Linked DNA regions of Homo sapiens: region 1 is linked to region 2. A link is an interaction called in ENCODE POLR2A ChIA-PET data of the cell type or tissue named here. Cell type or tissue: PC-9. All regions are shown on one strand. Each heading gives the region's core, and the rest is flanking DNA. Links, peaks and the distances in the headings are about the cores only. Region 1 overlaps NDFIP2 (Nedd4 family interacting protein 2). Region 2 has its middle 21 kb from the start of NDFIP2.

The links. Peaks named below come from ENCODE experiments on the same cell type or tissue, not always from the same donor. Only the 100,000 strongest peaks of a DNase experiment are listed, where the experiment ranks them.
Region 1: POLR2A ChIA-PET joins it to region 2 with 13 read pairs; 5 of 35 experiments call an interaction of 5 or more read pairs at or near these places.

The regions. Positions count from the first base shown.
Region 1 is chr13:79,529,543-79,532,459 of GRCh38, forward strand. The region is part of intron 2 of NDFIP2 (Nedd4 family interacting protein 2); the gene reads left to right. Among named protein-coding and RNA genes, the nearest start is that of LINC01068, 36 kb to the right of the region's middle. In PC-9, for the core only: no CTCF peak of the experiment used is centred there; no DNase peak of the experiment used is centred there.
Region 2 is chr13:79,458,741-79,461,657 of GRCh38, forward strand. No RefSeq gene overlaps it. Among named protein-coding and RNA genes, the nearest start is that of NDFIP2, 21 kb to the right of the region's middle. In PC-9, for the core only: no CTCF peak of the experiment used is centred there; a DNase peak (open chromatin) is centred at 1,331.

The DNA of each region.
Region 1 (2,917 bases), core at 112-2,611, 71 kb after region 2:
CCACTTACGTTTTTACATCCTGATAATAAATCTTTTCTAAGAATTTGACTCTTGTCTCTTGTGTTTGGTAACATTCAGTATTATACTGCTAGTACCAATTCCATGTGATTAGATTAAAAATGACCTAACTTCAGGTCCTTAGCTCTTATTGATAGCACTAAAAATTGTTTTAAGACCTATATGCATGAAAATACAGTAGAAGTATTGCTAGAGTAAAATGTATTTTTAGGTTGAAAATGCAAGAAATTCTGTTAGACAAAATTGTAAACAAATGTAAAAAAATAAACGCATACTTCAGAAATATTGCTGGTTCATTTTCAGACTACTGAAGTAAAGCGAATATCTCAGTGAAAAGAGTCATATGAATTTTTTGGTTTCCCAGTGCATACAAAAGTTATGTTTACGCTATACTCTTAAGGGTGCAGTAGCATTATGTTTAAAAAATGTACATATCTTAATTTAAAACTTTACTGCTAAAAGATACTAATGATCATCAGAGCTTCAGTGAGTCATAATCTTTTTCCTGGTGGAAGATCTTGCCTCAGTGTTGATGGCTACTGACTGATCAGGGTGGTGGTTGCTGAATATTGGGGTGGCTATGGCAATTTCTTTTCTTTTTTTTTAGAGACAGAATTCAGTGGCGCTTTCATAGCTCACTGTAGTCTTGGATTCCTGGGCTCAAGCAACGCTCCTGCCTCAGCCTCCTGAGTAGCTGGTACTACAGGGACAGCTATTTAAAAAAAAAATTAGTATTTTTAAAGATGGAGTCTCCCCATGTTGCCCAGGCAGGTCTCAAACTCCTGGCCTCAAGTGATCCTTTAGCCTCAGCTTCCCGAGTAGCTGGGATTACAGGTGCCAGCTGCTGTGCCCAGCTCCAGCTGTGGCAATTTGTTAAAATAAGACAGCAATGAAGTTTGCTACATCAATTGACTCTTTGTTTTACAAAAGAATTGTCTGTAGCATGCAGTGCTGTTTATGGCATTTTACCCACACTAGGACTTCTTCCAAAACTGGAGTCAATTCTCTCAATCCCTGCCACTGCTTTGTCAGTTAAACTTATGTAATCTAAGTCCTTTTTTGTCATTTCAACGATGTTCACAGCATCTTCACCAAGAGTATCTCCCATCTCAAGAAATCACTTTCTTTGCTCATCCATAAGAAGCAACTGTTCATTCATTTAAGTTTTACCATGAGATTGCAGCAATTCAGTCACATTTTCAGGCCTCACTTCTGATTCTACTTCTCTTGCTGTTTCTCCCACGTCTGCAATTACTTTCTCCACTGAAGTCTTAAACCCCTCAGTCATCTATGAGGGTTGGAATCAACTTCCAACTCCTGTTAATGTTCATATTTTGACCTTCTCCCATGATCCTGAATGTTTTTAATGCCATCTAGAATAGTGAATCCTTTCCAGAAGCTTTTCAGTTTACTTTGTCCAGATCCATCAGAGAAATCACTATCTGTGGCAGCAATCGTCTTATGAAATATAGCTCTAAAATCATAAGACTTGAAAGTCAGAATGACCCCTTGATCCATGGGCTGCAAAATGGATGTTGTCTTAGTAGGCATGAAAACACCATTAATCTTCTTGTACATCTCCTTCAGAGGTCTTGAGTGACCAGGTGCATTGTCAGTGAGCAGTAATATTTTGAAAGATCTTTTTCTCCTGAGCTTTCAACAGTGGACTTAAAACATTCAGTAAACCATGCTATAAACAGGTGTGCTGTCATTAGGCTTTGTTGTTCCATTTATGGAGCAGAGTAGACTGAGCATAATTCTTAAGGGCTCTATGATCTTCAGAATGGTAAATGAGCATTGGCTTCAACTTAAAGTTCCCAGCTGAATTAAATCCTTATAAGAGAGTCAGCCTGTCCTTTGAAGCTTTGAAACCAGGAATTGACTCCTCTCTAGCTATGAAAGTCCTAGAAGGCATCTTCCAGTAGAAAGCTGTGTCATCTACATTGAAAATCTGTTGTTTAGCATAGCCACCATCATCAATGATCTTAGCTAGATCTTCTGCATAATTTGCTGCAGCTTCTACGTCAGCACTCGCTGCTTCATGTTGCACTTTTATGAAGATGGCTTCTTTGATTTAGCCTTATAAACCAACCTCTGCCAGCTGCCAACTTTTCTTCTTTACCTTCCTCACTTCTCTCAGTCTTCATAGAATTGAAGAGAGTCAGCACCTTGCTCTGAACCAGGCTTTGGCATATAGGAATGTTGTGGCTGGTTTGATCTTCTAACTGGAACTAGAATTTACTCCATATCAGCAATAAAGTAGTTTCCCTTTCTTATTACTCATGTGTTCACTGTAGTAGCACTTTTAATTGCCTTCAGGAACTTTTCCTTTGCATTCATAACTTGGCTGTTTGGAGCAAGAGGTCTGGCTTTCGGTGTATCTTGGCTTTTGCCATGCTGTCCTTGCTAGGCTTGATTGTTTCTAGCTTTTGAATTAGAGTGAGAGACGTGTGACAAAACACGTACAGTGTTTATCAATTAGGTTTCCTGTGTTCTATGGGCACAGTTTGTGGTGCCCCAAAACAATTACAATAGTGACATCAAAGATCGCTAATCACAGATCACCATAAAAGATACAATAGTGGCACTGGAAACATTTGAAATATTGCTAGAAGTACTGGGACAGAGACACAGAGTGAGCACATGCTCTTGGAAAAATGGTGCTGATACACTTGTTCAATGTGGAATTGCCGCCGCAAACCTTCAGTTTGTAAGAAACACAGTATTTGCAAAATGCACAAAAGCAAAGTGTATAAAACCAGGTATGCTTATATAAAACTACTGTTGTTATAATGGAGGAAAATACAAAAGTGATGTCAAACAGTGTGGTGTATGCTACTTTTAGAACCTCCCTTTTTTGTGTGTGTGTCAGTGACTCTAGCATAAGTCTAATGAGTTG
Region 2 (2,917 bases), core at 329-2,828:
TCTGCTGGCTTAGCAATAGCACTTTTCTTTCTCTTTTATGAGTCCCCTCTCATCTTCTCCATGACCTTTATAGTTTTTTCAAACATCTTAGCTTTCTCAGAAAAGGGAAAAGGGGAAGCAGGGAGAGCTTAGGTAGAATTCCCTCAGCCTGTTCCCTAACCCTCTCTCCTCAAATGTTTGTGCCTGTTTTCCTATCCCTGAGCCATTTCTTCTTGTCTCAGATCTGAGGTCTTCCTGTTGAAAATTTTTCCCCTGGGCCAGGCACGGTGGCTCACGCCTGTAATCCCAGCACTTTGGGAGGCTGAGGTGGGTGGATCACCTGAGCTCAGGAGTTCAAGACCAGCCTGACCAACATGGTGAAACCCCATCTCTACTAAAAATACAAAAAATTAGCTAGTCATGGTGGTGGGCACCTGTAATCCCAGCTACTCAGGAGGCTGAGGCAGGAGAATGCTTGAACCCAGGAGGCAGAGGTTGCAGTGAACCGAGATCACACCATTTCACTCCGCCTGAGTGACAAGAGCCAAACTCCATCTAAAAAAAGAAAAAGAAAGAAAGAAAGAAAATCTTTCCCTTGCGTGGATTCCAGAAACTCAGCTACTCAGGGGTGTAGCTTCATCTCCAACTTATTGCTCCCTGCTGCTTCTTTTTCTTTGGCACATAAACAATCCAGGCTCTTTGATGTTTAACCAAAGGCCCCTCTTGGCTTTCTGTCACTCTTTCTTGGACACTCAAGCTCTTTGAGAAGCAGTCTGCACTGGTGGGTCCCAAACCTGACTAATCATCAGCATTACCTGGGAAATTTATTTAAACTATTCGTTCAAGGTCCCTCTCCAGACCTACTAAATCCCAGGGAAGGACCCTCCTATGCTTAGCCAGTTCTACCTCTTCAGTCCCTTTGGGCTCTGTCTCTGCCTTTGAGTGCCCACTGGCTCTGCTCTGGCTCAGGCAAGCATGACTCCTGCTAGGGATACTGTAGCTCTCTTTCAGCTGCTCTACCATGCCTTACATGCCTCTACTCTCCTGCAACACACTTCCAACTGATCCTCAATTTGAACGTCATAAATTCATACATCTTGTCACATTCCTAATTTGAGTCCTTAAAGGATTTCTCTTTGCCTTCAGGATAAAATCCAAATTCCTTGGCATGCCTAGCAGAGCTCCTATTTATGTCACCACTCCTAACTGTGCACCCCAATCATTCATCACTCCCCACCCCCCAAGAATACTTAATCACCTGCAATTTCTCCAGGCACTGCACCTTCTTGTTTCTCAGGTTTTACTTGTACAACGTCAAAGCTGCTTCTACTTGGAAAACCTTTAGTCCACCTCTTAACCCCAGTCCTCCTTATCCTCTAAGACACAGGAATTACTCATATGCCTGTCTGCCTTTACTACCAACAGTGAGCTCCTTGAGAACAGACAAGGTATCTGATTCATTTTCGTGGCCCTCACTGTATACCACAAGGTCATAATATTTAATAGACTGTTGTAGCTGCTTGTTAAAAGAAAGAATGCCCAGATGAACCACTGAATGATTAAATTAAAAAATATTTAAGGCCGGGGGTGGCTCACACCTGTAATCCCAGTACTTTGAGAGGCCGAGGTGGGTGGATCACGAGATCAAGAGATCGAGACCATCCTGGCCAACATGGTGAAACCCCGTCTCTACTAAAAATACAAAAATTAGCTGGGCATGGTGGTGCACGTCTATAGTCCCAGCTACTCAGGAGGCTGAGGCAGGAGAATCGCTTTATCTCAGGAGGCAGAGGTTGCAGTGAGCCGAGATTGCGCCACTGCACTCCAGCCTGGCTCTGTCTCAAAAAAAAAAAAAAAAAAAAATATATATATATATATATATATATATATATATATATATATATATACACACACACACACACACACACATATGTATATATTTAAATCCAACAAGTTATTTCCGAGGGAAGAAGTGTTAGAATGTAAATTAAAATTTCTAAAGGCAACTGAAACTTAGGATATAGATTTAGAAGTGGACAGGATTTCAAAGTTCATATAATCAATTTTACAAATGCTGGCACTTAAAAAAAAAATTAAAATACAAAATGTAACACAGGGCTGGGCGCAGTGGCTGACACCTGTAATCCCAGCACTTTGGGAAGCTGAGGCAGGCGGATCTTCTGAGGTCAGGAGTTCGAGATCAGTTTGGCCAACATGGTGAAACCCTGTTTCTACTAAAAAAACAAAAATTATCCAGGCACAGCGGTGGACGCCTGTAATCCCAGTTACTCGGGAGACTGAGGCAGGAGAATCGCTTGAACCCGAGAGGCATAGGCTGCAGTGAGCCAAGATCACACCACTGCACTCCAGCCTGGGCGACAGAGTGAGGCCCTGTCTCAAAAAAAAAAAAAAAAAAAGTAACTCAGGTTTATATATACACCTCATTAAAACCAACTGGGAGCGTATTTACCTGTTTCTTGTTTTGTTTTTTACCCTTGGCTCTCTCACATTTCTTTTATCTTCCTCTTCCCTATAAAGTCCTACAATGGCTACCAAATTTTCCTTTTTTTTTTTTTCCTTTTGACAGGGAGTCCCGCTCTGTCGCCCAGGCTGGAGTGCAGAGGCACAATCTCGGCTCACTGCAACCTTGGCCTCCCGGGTTCAAGCAATTCTCTGGCTCGGCCTCCCGAGTAGCTGAGATTACAGGTGTCCACCACCAGGCCCAGCTAATTTTTGTATTTTTAGTAGAGACGTGGTTTCACCATCTTGGCCAGGCTAGACTTGAACTCCTGACCTTGTGATCCACCCACCTTGGCCTCCCAAAGTGCTGGGATTACAGGTGTGAGCCACCGTGCCTGGCCTTAAATTTTACTTTAAGTTCTGGGATACATGTGCAAAACGTGCAGGTTTGTTACATAGGTATACATGTGGCATGGTG